2 separate regions of the Mus musculus genome follow, and region 2 is linked to region 1. The links are chromatin loops, found by intact Hi-C in ENCODE. Cell type or tissue: gastrocnemius. All regions are shown on one strand.

Region 1 (8,000 bases):
ATCTGAGGATTCTAGTTGTACTACAGACTTAAAACTTTTATTATATTTGTTTAGCATAAATGCCCATGAGCATGGACATGTGTGCACATACGCGTGCCATAGCTCACGAGGAGGTCAGAGGACAACTTGCATCTTCCACAGTGTGGGTCCTGGAGATTGAAGTGAGGTCATTAGCCCTGATGGCAAGCCCGTTTCCCCAGTCACTGAACCATCTTACTGGCTTTTTACTACCCCTTTTGACAGCACCAAGTGTTTTCACTGTCATAGTATCGGTTAATATTAGCAGGCCCATCACTGTACCTGTTTCCATGGGAGAAATTTCCCAGGGCTAACCACAAGAGCAGCTCTGGTTTTCCCAATGGGGGCTGGGACTCCTGTGCCACTATTGCTATCTTGTCTGCTTGCATGGTTAGGAAACTCAGAACACAGATCATGACTCTCTTCCAACCAGCACGGAGTCTCAACTCCATATTTATGGTTCTTTCATCCCTCTTCTGCATCCTTAATGTCCTTGCTCTGTAGCTGGTCATGTGATGAGCCTCTGGAGGGGCCAGATCACAGGCAGACACAAATGTGAGGCGGTAAGGCCATTAACCTGTAATATAGGCATAACAGGGCAAGGGGTTTCAAGACCAGGATCTCTGACACAGGCATGACAATACTGCATTTTACACAGGGCATGACAATCCCAGAGGGGACACAGAGGAGTAACTACAGGAGCGGCACCTTATATAGTTCAATCATTTTTAATTATCACTTTTTCTGTGTGTGTGTGTGTGTGTGTGTGTGTGTGTCTGTATGTGTGTGTAGGACAGGGATCCACGCCAAGTATCCTCTCTACCACTCTCTACCTTAGCTTTTGAGATATAGGGTCTTCCTCTGGGATTGAGGGCTCTCCAACTAGGCTAGGTTGGTGGACTAGCATGCCCCCCCCCCCAATTCTTCTATCTCTATGTCCCTAACACTCGGATTATAGGCACTTGGGTGTAACACATTTTACATTCATGTTGAATCTGAACTCAGGTCTTCATATACAATTGCAAGCACTTTTCCAAGTAAGCCGCCCTGGCAAGCCCATGAAATAAAGCTGATTTTGTCTCATTTCCCTCCCAAAGTGGGCTTACGATATTTGTGCAGATTCTCTGAGCATCCCATGAGCTATCTCTTCCCTCCCCCTGGCCACCACTGAGATAAGGCAAGGCTGTCTGTCTATTTTCCACCTTGAAGTTACTCAGCTCCCTAAATGTGCCAAAGTGGGCAGTCTTCACACCCACTCAAAGATCTCAGTGTCTTGTTATCTATTCACCTCTTTCCATCCCACTTAACTAATGCGAGTTTAGTTCATGGCAATATCAGCTGTCCCTCTGATTAAGGACAGACTACTTGACTTCCCAAGTCCTCAGACATCACAGAAGGAAACCAAGGCACATGAAGACTGAGTATGTCGAATCCAAGAATTAACAGGCTCCTGGTGCCTGTTTATTGCACAGAGGAGTTAAGTCAGCCAAAGCATTGGTGTGGGTAAAAACCATCACCAATGTAATGAAAAGAGCCTTATCTCTAAAGAAAGCTCCTGAGGTTCGCACCTGACCAGTGGGGATACAGGCATAGCATCTCTTCTGGCAGGACACTGTGCAGCTTCATCTCTCTGACCATGGATGTCTGCAGAGCAATTAGCCAGAAGGGAAGAATGCCTGGGGGATTCTGAGCCAGCTTAAAATCAAACGCGTCTGAGGAATGAAACAAGCCAAAGCCATTGGGAGGTTCTGAAACTCACGTATTGAGCATTTACTAAGCACTGGGCTCTGTACACACACACACACACACACACACACACACACACACACATACACACATCTGCATGCACACATTTCACAAGGATTCTTTAAGGTAGAGGTTATTATCATTTCTATTTTAAAGTTTTTTATTTTTAAGGATGAGTATGTGTGGGCGTCTGTGGGTGGGTATGTGCACATGAGTGCAAGTCCTTGCAGAGGCCAGAAGGGGGTGTTGGGCTCCTTGGAACTGTGGACTGCCAGACATGGGAATCAAACTCAGGTCCTTCTGCAAAGGACAGGACATTCTTTTAATAGTTGAGCCATCTCTCCAGCCCCTCATTCCCATTTTGTAAATAGGGGTGTGCCTTGTGAATGCAAATGCATCCACCTCACAAGTGGCAGAGCCAAGATGTAATCCAGGTCCCCTTGTCTCCCCAGTGCCACCGCATAAACGTTTCATTATATCACCTCACCAAAAACACCATCTCAGTAAACACCAACGAAGGAGGCCTGCTGGTGCATCCCTACTTTGGCAGACGGCCTCCTCTCTGGACTTCTTTCAGGAGCATGGTTGTCCAAGCCACAGTAATTATGATAGTCTCCTCTGGACAGGGATCAGAACCTTATCTTTTCAGTCCACAGCAAGACCAAGCTTTCCCAAGTCCCAACTCTGAGCAAGCAGGGTCTTTGCTCTCACACACGCTATATTCAAGTAGCAAGAGAGGCAATTGGTACTCAGTGAGGAAGCGCTCTGGCTGCACTCAGACAGAAGCCTTCCAGTAGAACCTGGAGACGCAAGAGACAACTGTTGCTACTGGACACTGGTTGGTCCCAGGAGGTCTCTGAGCAGGGGCATCTTGTTCAGAAGCCCCAAATGTCATCTGCAGAGATGGAAGCAAGTCTGTGAGATGTGGGTGAACTTCCTGTAGTGAGATGTGGGGGTGGAAAGAGGCCAACTCATAGGGACAAAATCGGGATGGTACACAAGGCCTAGTTACAGGACTGAAGGTGGGTTTGGCTCCAAGTGTGATGGCGGTCTCAAGGGAGAATGGTCTATTTTAGAGCTTCCTGGGATTTCCTGTGTTGTGAATAAGAGGAGATAAAGCATGGTAGCCCGGTGAGATTTCCCACTGAGCCCCTCAGGGTCTGAGCCCCACAACTGCCAATGTACTGTCCACCTGCCCCCTCCCCCACCCCAACACCAGGAGTCTGTGCCATTGTGTTCCCAAAGACTCCTAGCCAGTCTTTGCACCGGCACCGGCTTGCTTCCCCTTTCAGTCCTGGTACACCACTGCTCCTGATGGGTTCTTGTGTCGCCCTTACAGATCATAAGGCAGCAGTTTCCTCAGCTAACCACCAGAAGACTCGGGACCCGAGGACAGTCAAAGTAAGCACGGAACAGCCACAATGCCTTCATTCACAGCATCTGTCTCTGGACCTCGAGGCCAGACCCCAGGATGCTCCTCAGGAGCATGGTCTGCAGGCCCGTGGGGAGGTCTGTGCCTAGAGTGGGGGACTGTGGAGGAGGTCTATGACAGCCAGCTTCTCTCTCAGCACCCTTGAGAGGGAGAGGAGAGAGAGGGAGAGAGCCTGGCCATCCAAAAACCTTTGGCCCAGCTGCTCGATGCCATCTGACTCTGTGCCTCCTTGTCCTCGGTTGTCCTCTGTAAAGCAATCTTTACATATTTCCAAGGAGCCCTGTGATCTCTCAGACCATTTCCAGGTTGCTTGGAGTGTTGAAGTAACCTCTGCTCTGAGAGCATACAGTGGGCCACAGGCACAGACCAGCTCCAACAACGTGGGGGGATGGGCACGTGTTTCCTCCCCCTCTGGCTCTGTGGTTCCTTCCAGCCAGCCAACACTTGAGGAGACAGAGGTCCTGCTCTGCAAGCTCAAGCTCACCACAATCCTCTTGTCTGGACCTCTCGCATGAGATCATAGTCCTGAACCATCACGCCTGGCTTGCCAGGGACGTTCTGATATGTAAGACAGACATGAAAAGAAGACTCAATGTTTCACATCATAGCAGAGAGTAAGAAAAGGGGAGGGAGAGGCACGGGGAAGATCTTTTGGAGGAGATGATGGTAAAGAGCAGAGGAAGTGAAGTCGTCCCCCCCCCCCCCCCCCCCCCGAGAATTCCTGTCTCCCAGGTGTGTATCAGAAAGGGGGGCTCAGCCCGTCCTACTCCATCAAAGATACACAGCAGTTGCCTCTCAGGATAGTTTAGAAACTTTCAGGGGTCAGGAAGTGTCACTTGGAAGAGAGGTGGCCACACAAGTGTGGCCAACCCAGTTCAACAGCTCCCTTTCCTGGGAGACTTCTAAGAACCTTTATCATGCTAATGTGCACCTTGACTCCACTAGAGGGTGCCTTCTTCTTATGCGGCATTCTAGACCTTTGACAACTGTAAGTGAGAAGGCAGCACAGTGAGCCAGCAAACCCGAAAACCTCTTCAAAAGGAAGGAACATCACATCTCCACATAGGTTGCAGAAGTCATGTCTGGACAGAGGGGGTTAGGGGTTCAGCGTTGTGGAGGGGGAGGGTTGGAAGCACACCCACACACTATTACCCCAGAGACAGAGCCACTGAGCAGTAGAACTTGGGTTTTTGTTGTGGAAGGGAAGGGAAGAAAACAGATGATCAAAGTTGGGAAAACCCTGTTATTGGTAAACTCTGAAAATAAGACTGTGTGTGTGTCTGAATCTATGTGTATATATCTGTGTGTGTGTCTATGTGTTTGTATGTCTGTGTCTATGTGTATATGTGCCTGTGTGTCTATATATTTGTGTATAGGTGTCTATGCATATGTGTGTGTGTGTATCTATTTTTATTTGTGTCTATGTCTCTGCATATGTCTATCTGTGTCTATATGTGTATCTCTCTCTCTCTCTCTCTCTCTCTCTCTCTCTCTCTCTCTGTGTGTGTGTGTGTGTGTGTTTATCAGAAGCTCTTGAGAGAAATTCCAAAGGACTGTCCAGAAAATTTTTGAACAAAGGACATCTTGAGATAATTTCTCAGTGATTTCTTTCCCAGGGTGACTACACTGAAGAACAAACTACTTCATTTATAAAGAAAAAGTCTGGTGTTTTGTTTAAAAGCAAGGTTGTAAGAATAGAGTGCAAAAATCTTTTTTTTTCTTTTTTTTTATTATTATTAGGTATTTTCCTCGTTTACATTTTCAATCTTTTTTTTTTTTAATTGTTTGCTGGTGATCAAAAGTGGATAATTCAAAATCTCGGTCGAACCAGATTTAAGCTACTCCAGGTGACATCTTTCAGTCTTCCCAGGATTTTGGAGTCTGAGGCAGGAGTGTGAGGCCACATGTTTAAAAGCCAGCCACCTGAGTTACATAGCAAGACCTTGTCAAGGTGGGGAAGAAGATGAATACAAAGATGCTGGATAAATAGGAAAGTATGGAAATGTTTGTCTAGCCTGTGGTCTTTGGAAAACCACTGGCTCCAATATGCAGTTTCTGATTTCTAAGGAGAATAGGAATGGTAGAAAGAGTTGGTAAATGTGGAGAACCAGAAAGGGTAGAAATAGAAGGAGCATGCACTTGGAGAACAGTCCCCTCTGAGGAAAGCCTGGTTTCTGTTCCTCTTTTTCTTTCACCTACATGGTGGCAAATTAGGCATCATCCATTTTTAAAGTTCTACACACAGCCATATTCTACTGTCTCCACGAGGACCCCCCATGCCCAGCCAATCTAAAGGCAATGGGATGTTTCAAGCTGCAAACTGAGTCTCCAGGCTGCAGCGTGGCCTGTCAACATCCCTCAGCAAGTCCACTCCTATAGATGAGACATAGGTATGTCTAGCAAGGAGTGCTGACTCTCCCTTCAGAACCTAAGTAGCAAAACCAAGACGGGACCAGACCAGAATAGTGTAGCTTTCCTGTAATTGAAGATCTATGCTACATGCATAGATTAACCAGGAAATAAATGGTTCTATCTTATGATAATGTAACTATCTCATAATGTCATATTAAGATATGGCTGTCTTGACCTTAAGTTATAAGAAACATTTTAAAGCTAAGGGGGTATGCTATATAACTGTCTTTCCACCACAAGGTACCTCTGGAGTCCCTGGAACCAGCCCCTCCCCCACAGATTGCCCACAGACGGAAAGGCAGTTATGTGACAGTTGAGAAGTAGAAGGCCCAGACGGTAGATATTAGCTCAACACAAAGAACTTTCTGGTAACTACATCGGCTGAAAATGAACTGGGCTGCCTTCGGAGGGCCTGAGTTCTTCATCCCAGGAGGCATGAAGATGGAGGCAAGCTGCCCACTGGGCAGAAATTTCACAGAATGGTACCAGCAGGAAGGGGGCTGTGAAAGGGAAGGTTACACGCACCCATCTCTCCCTCCCCGTAAACAACTTTCCCCCAAATCAAAATGCTTCCCCATTCCCATCACCGTGTATCTGTGGATAGAGAAAAGTAGCTGAGATGTTATTTGGTGTTTCTGAAAACGAGGGCTCGTGACTACAGTAGCATTACCACTGTACCGTGAAACCCCACCCTAGATTCACGAAATCGGAATCTTGGGGGTCAGGATGCTGCCGTGTGCACTGTGGGTGATTCTGACTGTTAATAAAGCTTGGGAATCACTGGCTGATTTAGAGGCACAAAGCCCGAGTTAGAAGTTCAGATCCTGCCTCTGGGGCCTTCTCACTGGGTGATCTAGGATGCATCACTTAAATTCTCTAGAGCTTAGTTCCCTTGTTTGTAAGCTGTGAAGCGGGAGTTTACTTCTAGCCTCATGGGGATTTTTGTGAGAGAAGATTCTGTGTGTCGAGTCCTTCATGCCATGGACCTGAAGCTGGAGAGCCTCACTCCGTGGTGGCTTATGTTGTTCAAGGCTGACTCATGGACCTCATTCTCAGACTTTGAATCAGTGTGGGGGATGGGGCCTAGGAACCTGCACGTTTATTATTAAACTCCAAAAGTTGATGCACACACGCTGTTTACTGTTAGCGCTGCACAGTGGCTGTGTAGGCAAACAGACTACTGGTTCACAACCTATCCTTGCCTGAAACTGATCCATGCTCGTGAGCAAATTGCTTGATTTTTTTTTTTTTTTTTTTTTTTTTTTTTTTGCCACCTTTTCCATTTTCTCACCTTTAGGAGTGACCACAGCAGTCCTTAATTTATAAGCTCATTTTCAAGTTAGTGTGAATAAAGTACTTTGCAAAGTGCTCGGAGCTTAAGTATTCAGTAGATAGTTAGCTGAAGTACAAAGCACCACCCCGCCTCCACCTCCAGCAGACACAGCTTCCTCCTGTCCCTCTTCAGGTGTAAATGGAAGTTGTGTCTGAGTATTATGCCCATTGTGAGTTAATGCAAAGTTCTGGTCTTTGGCATTCAGGGTCAAGTGAGGTACTGGATGAATCTCTTTAAAATTAAAGCTTTTGCTGGGTGGCACACACCTTTGATCGTAGCACTTGGTGGTGGGGGTGGGGGTGCAGAATCTCTGAAATGAGGGTCTGGGAGTTTGAGGCCAGAATGGTCTAAATAGCCATTTCCAGGCCAGTCAGGGTTACACAGTCAAACCTCGTCTCCAAATTTATAATAATACAAGAAAAAAATTAAAATCATAGCTCTTTGAGGCTAGCCTTTACTGAAGAAGATAATCATGGCCAGGTAAAGTTTTATTCTTGATGTATGAACACATTCTGTGCCTGGGTCCCCACAAAGATGGACACTCAAATGTTAGGCATCTTTGGGAAGGTATTTGGTAGACATTCGAGATCAGGTATAAATGGAACATTTCTCATCCCTCCTTTGCTTTGCAAAGTATTTGACTTAACATTTTCTGTAGGAGGCAATTTTAGTTATTTTTACCTGTCTGATTGATGGCTGGCAACATGGAACTTTGGCTTAATTGTAGATTTCAGAGATGTCAAGCCTCAGAGAAGCGTTAACTCTTTTAGCCCCAGGTTTGGATGTGTCCAGACATGCTTGGCTTTGGACAACATCCTCCAACCCAAAAAACCTCCATCTAAAAATGACCCATGTGGGCCCGTCTGTCTCTTTCCCGGTGGCCCAGGTACCATTACTATGGCATAGCGGTGAAGGAGAGCTCCCAGTATTATGATGTGATGTACTCAAAGAAAGGAGCTGCCTGGGTGAGCGAGACGGGCAAGAGAGAAGTCACCAAGCAGACGGTGGCATATTCTCCCCGGTCCAAGCTTGGGACATTGCTGCCAGACTTTCCAAACG
Region 2 (8,000 bases), 190 kb before region 1:
CTGTAGTCTGAGGATTTGGGAGGTGGGAGGGCCAGTTCAGGGCCAATCTGTACTGGTACTCTGGCCCTCAGGCGCTCCTGGCCCTCACCTACTTGCATTGGGTATGGAAGAGGTGGTGAGCTTTTCTTGTTTCCCTTGGGCAGGTGGCTACTTCATTGTTAAAGGAGTGGAAAAAGTCATTCTTATCCAAGAGCAGCTGTCCAAGAACAGGATCATTGTGGAGGCCGACAGGAAAGGAGCCGTTGGAGCCTCAGTTACCAGGTATGGGAAACAGGTGGGGTTTTTCCAAATACTCATCATTTTAGCATAGTGGGTGGTTGCCATCTCATGTGAAGAGGGTGGTATTTCTCTCCATAGCAGGCAGTGTGTGTACAATTCATTGTGGATGCGTCTATAAACACAGTATTGGTTTTAAGATTTCAGCAAGGGAAATGTGCAACAGCGTTTGGAAGGGCACTAGTTAATTTAAGTTGTGTTCTTTATTAAGTTATAGCAGTAAAGAAACTTCAAGGAAAAAGACAAACAAGGCACTTTTCAGAGTTTTCATACTCGTTTTCAGGTTTTTGTAAGCAAGGACTGACTGTTCCATGTATAATATTGAATGAGCTGTACCGTGGACTTGTTGGTGTACCGTGTTAGCTGCCCAGCCTGGCTTTTTTCCCAGTGTGCCCATAATCTAAGCAGTGGCAGCCTGTAGGGCTCTTACAACTTCTATTCTCATGTGATTTGAAACCTGAGGACTGTGAGGACGGGAAATTATAGCATAGGTGAGACATGGCATGCAGTAGTTAATCTTGTGGTGGCCTGAGATGAACCTGTTAACACAGAGTTCCACAGGTTTCTTTCTAGTGGAGAGGCAGTTAGCAATGATGGCCTTTAATCAAAGACTTAGTAGAAACCAGTCATTTTCTTTGGTACATCATGGTTTTGTTTGTTTGTTTGTTCTGATTTTTCAGGACAGGGTTTCACTATATAACAGCCTTGACTATCCTGGAACTTGCTTTTAGACCAGGCTGACCTCAGACTCACAGATCTGTCTGCCTCTGAGACTCTGGAGTAGGTAGTCATGTAACTTCTAGATTTCATCGCCCATGATTTAGAGGGGCCCTCAGTAGGTGTTGTCATGTGTGTCACATGGCAACAGTGGAGTGGGCAGTTAATATCTGCCACTGTTGTGGTTGAATAGAGCTTTTGGAGTGCTTTCTAGTCTGTTAGGAATCTCAGAACAGAGACGCCTATAGAACGAGCTAAATTAGGGTAACTTTACCTTTCATTCTGTGCCAGTACTGTGGTTAACTTTTCTCGATTACTAATTTTAAAATTTTCTTCTTAGAAAGTGGCCTGGGCCATTTTGAGATTGAAAATAAGTAATCATGAATCTCAGTAACTCAGGTGGAATAACTGTGAGTTGTGTTCCAAGCCGGACAGAGGCACGTGGCTGTAGTCCTAGCACTGGCTCTGAGGAGGCAGGAGGAGGAGCAGGAGTTCAAGGCCAGCCAGCGAACCAGGCACACAGGGCAAAGGAAGGCGAATTAGGTCAAAGGAGGAAACCTTCTCATCCATCCACAAAATTCCCACCATAATCTTGAAAATGACATGAAATAGTTGTAGTGTTTTTAAGTGTTCCCAGAAGAAAAGGAAGGAAGGGAGGGAGGGAGGGAGGGAGGGAGGGAGGGAGGGAGGGAGGGAGGGAGGAGGGAGTGTATCTTTAGAGCTAATGAATTAGAGACAGTTTTATTTGCTGAGCAGCTGTGCCTGACTAGATAACTAGCATTGCTGTTGAAGTTCCTGGGGAGGGGTGCAGCTTAACTCGTGTCTGTTTACTTACAGCTCCACCCATGAGAAGAAAAGCAGAACCAACATGGCCGTGAAACAGGGTCGATTCTATCTGAGGCACAACACCCTGTCTGAAGATATCCCCATTGTCATCATATTTAAGGTAAAGCTGCAGCTCTCTTACTGAAAACTACACAGAATTCCTCTGGTTTGGTTTCTATATTAATCAAAATGTTTATCACATTTTATCTATTTTTTGTGCCTTCATGTAAGTGTTGACATGTATGTATGTGTGAATGTGCACAGTGTATGTGTGGAGGCCACAGGGCAATCTGTAGAAGTCAGTTCTTCCACCATGTGGATTCCAGATGAACTCATCAGGCCTGACAGTAGCACCTTTACCCGCCCAGCTATCTCACCAGACCTAGTGTTCTTTCATACATAATTAGCATTTTGGTAGGTAGTGATGAGTAAGCCTTTCTCTACCCTCTCCCTAACCAGACAGTGCTACCAAACACCACCCTATTACTGTCTCCCATGAGTCTTTCAGGAGCTAGTTTGCATATTCATGAATAGAAATAGATCTGTTTTGTTGATGCATGCAGTGCACATTATTTTACACTTAGCTCTTTTTTGGCTTTGTAACTCACATCTTGGATGTGCCTGATCGTTGTACATGCAAACGTGACTCTGACAAAAGTAAAAGAAGGAAGAAAGGGTTTATTTTGGTTCACAGTTAATCATGGCAGGAAAATTAAAATGGCAGAAGCCTGAAGCAGCTGGTCACATTGCATCCATGGTCAGGGAACAGAAGGATAGATGTGTTTGCTCAGTTCACTTCCTCCTTTTCATGAAGTCTGAGATCACAGCCCAGGGAATGACATCACCTAGAGTGGCTGTGTCTTGCCACCTCAGTAGTCTAATCAAGACGGTCCCCCAGCATGTCCAGAAGCCTGTCTCCGGGTAGCTTCTAAGTCCCATCAAGTTGTGTGTCGGGACAGACTGTGCATGGCCATGAGAGCCCTTGATGTTACAAACGTGCCCTGACATGTCACAGGGACATCTGTAGGCTCTATCCAGGACATTCTAGATCTGTTCATTCTTATAGACTTCTAGATTCTCTTGTCTCTAAATAAACTGGTATCTTTACTATACAACTAGATGCTTAAAAGTTTGTTCGAAGTGTTGGCTTAGAACCTGAAAAGCAGTTTCCTGTAGAAATGCTGAATTGATGCTGTTCTCGGAGAGCTCCTGTGGCCACTTACCATGTGTGAGGTGTACATGTGTATAGCGTGGAGCTTGATGACTAGCTTGGCTGATCAAGAGCCCAGATGGTCTCAGGAGGCTCAGCACAGCATGCCAAATGATCCTAGACACTAGCACTGCTCGGTGGCCGCCCTTCCGGTTCACTTTAGGACTTAGCATTCCTGAGCCATAGTTGCTTTATAGTAGAAATCCCTTCTATCAGCAGGCAGAAATCTCCAGCAGTGGCAGTAAGCTGGTTAAAACGGAAAATCATTTGGGGTAACAAGAGACTGAGCCTCTACTAAAGAAAGATGTTCCCAGAGAGCATGAGAGTCAGGGAATCCGACTTCAAGTCTGGTTTGTAGTTTCCGATGGGCTCTGCCCTTGGTCATTCTCAGGTATGGACTGGATGCTGACTAGACAGGTTCTTTAACTTGAGAAATAACTGTATTTGAGATGCAGTCATATGAAAGTGATTCTGTGGGATATTTTTTATGTTTAGCTTAATATGCTTCTGAGTTTTAGAAAGGATTGAGTCATTAATTTTCTTTACCAGGTGACAGTGATAGTCAGAGGACCATTTCATCAGTAGTCCAGAGAGTCTCACACATGTCTGCTGTCTTCCTTTCTTTGAAGTTTGGATGTTCACGCACAGAAGGAATTGTGTGTGTGTTTGTGTGTGTGTGTGTGTGTGTGTGTGTGTGTGTGTGTGTATTATAATATAACAAGTCTGTGTGATGGCTTTTCTTAGAGGAATCCTACAGCTCCCAAAGTGTCTCATGTACATACACAATGATGGAGAAATGTTATTTGCCAGCTTCGAATTATATCTTCAGCAGAGGGCAGTATGTCTCCATGTATCCATGGGACTTTTTTTTTCCCCCAAAGTTTTTGAATGTGAATAGCATTTCTGTTTTTAGACTAAGAGTGTTAATTACACAGAAAGTATATGATCTTTTTACCATGTGTAATGAGATGCATACATGGATTAAAAATCTGGAAAGCTTTTAACATTCCTTTTTTTATCTACATGACCAAAGTTTAATAAAACAATTTCTCCTGTTACAGATTTGTTTAATATTTATGTTGAAAATATAAACAGATATAGCTGACTTAAATTCTATCTAAAAAAAAAAGAAAGGCTATGAGTTAACAGTTTGTCGTTTTTATGATGTAGCCAGTTGAAAAATGAAGAGACGCTCTAAAGGGTGAAGCTTGTTTCTGTTATACAGCTCTTTTTCTTGTGACTTGTAATGAACGTAACAACTTATTTGTATTTTACTTACAGTAGACGATGGCTTCTGTCTGCACCTTCATCGTTAGGGATTTTTATGTGTGTAATTTATTTTTCAGTTTCCTAAAGTAGGATTTTAGGTATATTTTTCTTTTTTTTTTTTCAACTCAGGTGTTTTCAGTCTTAGACACATGCTGAGACTTTGAAATGTGGTCATTATTAATGTACTTTCCAAAAATGTGTTTATTAATTGATAGGACAAGCAGTGTCTAACGTTTAAGATAAGCATTTAACCCCCTTTTCTTTTGATCGCATACAGTTGTCACTCTGGGTCTCCCCTTCAGGAGTGTTCAGTCCACTGCTGAAAACTTGTGTTTTTATCACCTCTCACATCTCTCCCTGGGTGGCAGCGCAGGGTCCTGGAGAGTTTACAGACACACAGAGTAGCCTAAATCTCTGCTTCTCCACTTAGTAGCTATGTGATCTTGGGCAGAATTCTCTACCTCTCTGAGTCCTGAGTAACTCATCTTTCAAGAGAAAACTCACCTCTGAAGCCCAAATGAAATCACGTGTTCCCAGGATAGAAGGCTTTTCTCTTTGCTCAGCCTTCCTTACCCACTTTTGTCAGAGCTGAGGAAAATAAACTGGGGCTCTAGGAGAAGCACGTCGTTTCCCCTTGTGTGTGGTGTGGCCCTAACCCAGCCGTTGACAGTCATTAGGACACGATTGTAACCAACAATTGGCTAAAAGCAGCAAAAGTGGCAGGGTTTCCCGATGCCCTGGTGAGTCTGAGTCTGACCATTTGGGCTTGTGAGGCCTGGAGCAGCCGTATTTATGGGTCTGAATCACCGCCTAGGTTCTCCTGCCCGTGAATCTTCCCCTTTCCCATTTTATGTCACAAGCTTTCAGCACTGGCACTGCAGTGGCATCTGTAGCCCCAAAGGATCTTGGGAGCGAGGCTTTGTTTCTAGGATACCAACTTCTATGGGTGCTTTTTGTCTTTAAAGAGAAACAACTGCAGATTTAAAGGAGTCATCGATGTTCCCTTATCTACCAGGACTGCTGCTAGCAATAAATAATTTCAGCTACTTTACAGAAAACCAGAGCTTGGCTGTATTTCTTAGTCGCCTTCATCAGAATCCTTACACAGTGTATATCAGTGTCTCTCCATAGGTTCAAGTCATTCTCCCATGCTCACTAGTGTTTTCTTTTTCCTACCTTTAAAAGTTATACTTTGTCTATGTTTGAGAACAGTTTCATGCTACTTTTTTTTTTAAGATTTATTTATTTATTATATGTAAGTACACTATAGCTGTCTTCAGACACACCAGAAGAGGGAGTCAGATCTCATTACGGAAGGTTGTGAGCCACCATGTGGTTGCTGGGATTTGAACTCAGGACCTTTGGAAGAGCAGTCTGGTGCTCTTACCTGTTGAGCCATCTCACCAGCCCATCATGCCACTTTCTAACTGACCATGTGACCATTGGTGACTTTCAGACAAACATTATCTCGGCCATTTTTCCCTAAGGTTATTATTGTACAGCATTTTCTCCTGACTTATTTATTAGTGGGAATGATGAGGTTTCAGGAGTACAAAGAGTTCCACGGAATGCTACTTTTCAGGTGCCTAAATTATGTCTGTAAAGCAAAATGGGTGGGCATTTTGTTTGTTTCCATGGCGACGCGATCATCTGTTTGTAGCCATGGCTGCTGAAGGCTAAACAGTCTTTTTGCTGGAGCTCCTTTGGTGATCCTTGCTGAGATAGGGCTCCGAGATTCAGTGACTTGATAGGACGAGCTCAGGCTTTGGCTGGAAAGCTTTGGCGGTGCGCATGCTTTCTGCTTATGGTCTCGTTCACCATTGCTTGGCCTGGTTTCTTTCCCAGCTTAGGCATGTGTGGAGGCCCAAGTATTCTGATTAGATATATTTTAAACCACTCCAAAGTGATAAACAATTTAAAAACTGCCACTTACATTCCACACCAGGACACCTTAAGTGGCCAACTAAATGATGATCGAGAAATGATTTGTTTTTATTAAATTTGTTCCTGTTAAACACCAAAGTAGGCAATCAAGTTTGTAATCTCTTTGTATTTAGAGGCTACTGAAGTAAAAACTTCTAATATAAGCCCAGTGGACTTATTTAATGGTTCATATGTTAGCATGCCTGTTTTTTTTTCCTTTGTTTAAAAAGTTAAAACTGGTCACTTTTTGAGCTGCTAACCGATTAATCATAAAAGGCTGCTTTAATGAATGTGTATGTTTTTAACATAATGACATTTATTGTTATAAGCTACTTGAATAAATGCTTCTTATCACGTTAGAGATAGAAGGACTATAGAAATTAATAAAAATGGGATCTGAGTCTTCAGAATTTATTTGTAAAGGGAAAGTGTGAAGCCACTTGTGGGAGTGCATGCTTATAATCCTAGCACTCGGGAAGCTGAGGCAGGAGCATTAGGAGTCCACGCCTAGTTTGTCTCAAATAAAATCAGGTTCAACTAGGGGATTTAATTTCTGCTGCTTTTACATTCGCTCTCTGAGCTGTGTCTGAGTTGCCACCCTGTTGTGTGGCTTTCCCTGGGGAGACGTGGACAAGCATGGACAAACCTCAGATGGGTAACATCTGGCCATCGAGACGGTTCCATCTTAGTTTAGCTTGCTAAACTTGCGAGTTTCTTGGGGCTCCTTACAGGAGCATGCCTGACTCAAGGCGGCTGCAGAGCCAAAAGAGCTGTGCCAGTCTAGGTGAGAGCTCACAAGAGCTGCGTTCTTAGAGCTCCCCCAACAGTTTGTTCAGACTTATGTAAGTGGAGAAGGACCTCCTGAGTTTTTACATTTTGTTTTGCTTTTTTTCGAGACAAAGTCTTACTATTTGGCCCTGGCTCATCTACAACTCAGTGTGTAGATCATGCCAGCCTGGAATCCAGGAGATCTGCCTGCCTCTGCCACTTGAGTGCTGAGATTAGAGGCATGCGCCACCACACGCCTGGCCATGTTCTACAATTTTCTGAGTCTTGTAAGCTTCATCAGCTTCCTGAGTCCCTGAAGTTTCTTCAATTTCCTGAGTTTTGTCAGCCTCTCTCTTTGTTTTAGGAGGGGAGATGCCAACTCAGAAATAACTACAAAGCACATCCTTGTTTTGTTGGGCAGCAATGTGGGGGTTACTTGGCTGGGTGGCTCTGGCACACTGTCTTTCTGCTATCGGTCTGTCTGTCTAACTGTTGTCCTCTTGCTGAGTTAGAGCAGGGCAGTGGCCACAGCCAAGATGGGAAGAAGGGTTTTTTTTTATTTTGTTTTTTGTTGTTTTTCCTAACCTCTGAACCTTCTCACATTCTTCATGTGTACCCTCATGATTTGACAGCAGGAACAAGCAGGAAACGACAGAGCCTGTAAAACCAGGCTTCCAAAGCTGAGTCACTTCTTCCCACAGAGGGGAGTCACCAAATGAACTCTGTGATCAGAGGAGTTGGTGCTAGGGGCCGTGGGGACATTTTCAAACTCCCCTCAGTTGGTATAAAAGGGACATATCAGCTTAGTTAGCATCATCCCCCAGGTCTTCAGAATTTTCAAGGTTAAATGTGTGATCATAGAACTTTGAGCTAGAAGAGTGCCATCGCTGCTGCCTCTGTACCTGTGATAGAAGAAAGTACATGATGGTGTTAGAGTTGGCACGGCCTCAGGGAGACTAAGGAGTCACGCCTTCCAGATAGATGGCCACCCTCTCAGTAGTTATAGGACAGT

The links. Peaks named below come from ENCODE experiments on the same cell type or tissue, not always from the same donor. Only the 100,000 strongest peaks of a DNase experiment are listed, where the experiment ranks them.
Region 2: a loop joins it to region 1, with 8 times the contacts of the local background. A loop is called at or near these places in 6 of 42 quality-filtered maps.

The regions. Positions count from the first base shown.
Region 1 is chr10:84,832,190-84,840,189 of GRCm38, forward strand. Rfx4 (regulatory factor X, 4 (influences HLA class II expression)) reads left to right here. Exons shown (of 18, transcript NM_001024918.1): 5 at 3,104-3,165; 6 at 7,828-8,000. The region is part of intron 2 of Gm40728 (a long non-coding RNA gene); the gene reads right to left. Among named protein-coding and RNA genes, the nearest start is that of Gm40728, 27 kb to the right of the region's middle. In gastrocnemius, a CTCF peak has its summit at 4,144 (motif pointing right); a DNase peak (open chromatin) is centred at 4,176; H3K27ac peaks cover 183 bases.
Region 2 is chr10:84,637,912-84,645,911 of GRCm38, forward strand. Polr3b (polymerase (RNA) III (DNA directed) polypeptide B) reads left to right here. Exons shown (of 28, transcript NM_027423.2): 8 at 144-261; 9 at 1,831-1,939. Among named protein-coding and RNA genes, the nearest start is that of Gm17249, 19 kb to the left of the region's middle. In gastrocnemius, a CTCF peak has its summit at 3,864 (motif pointing right); no DNase peak of the experiment used is centred here.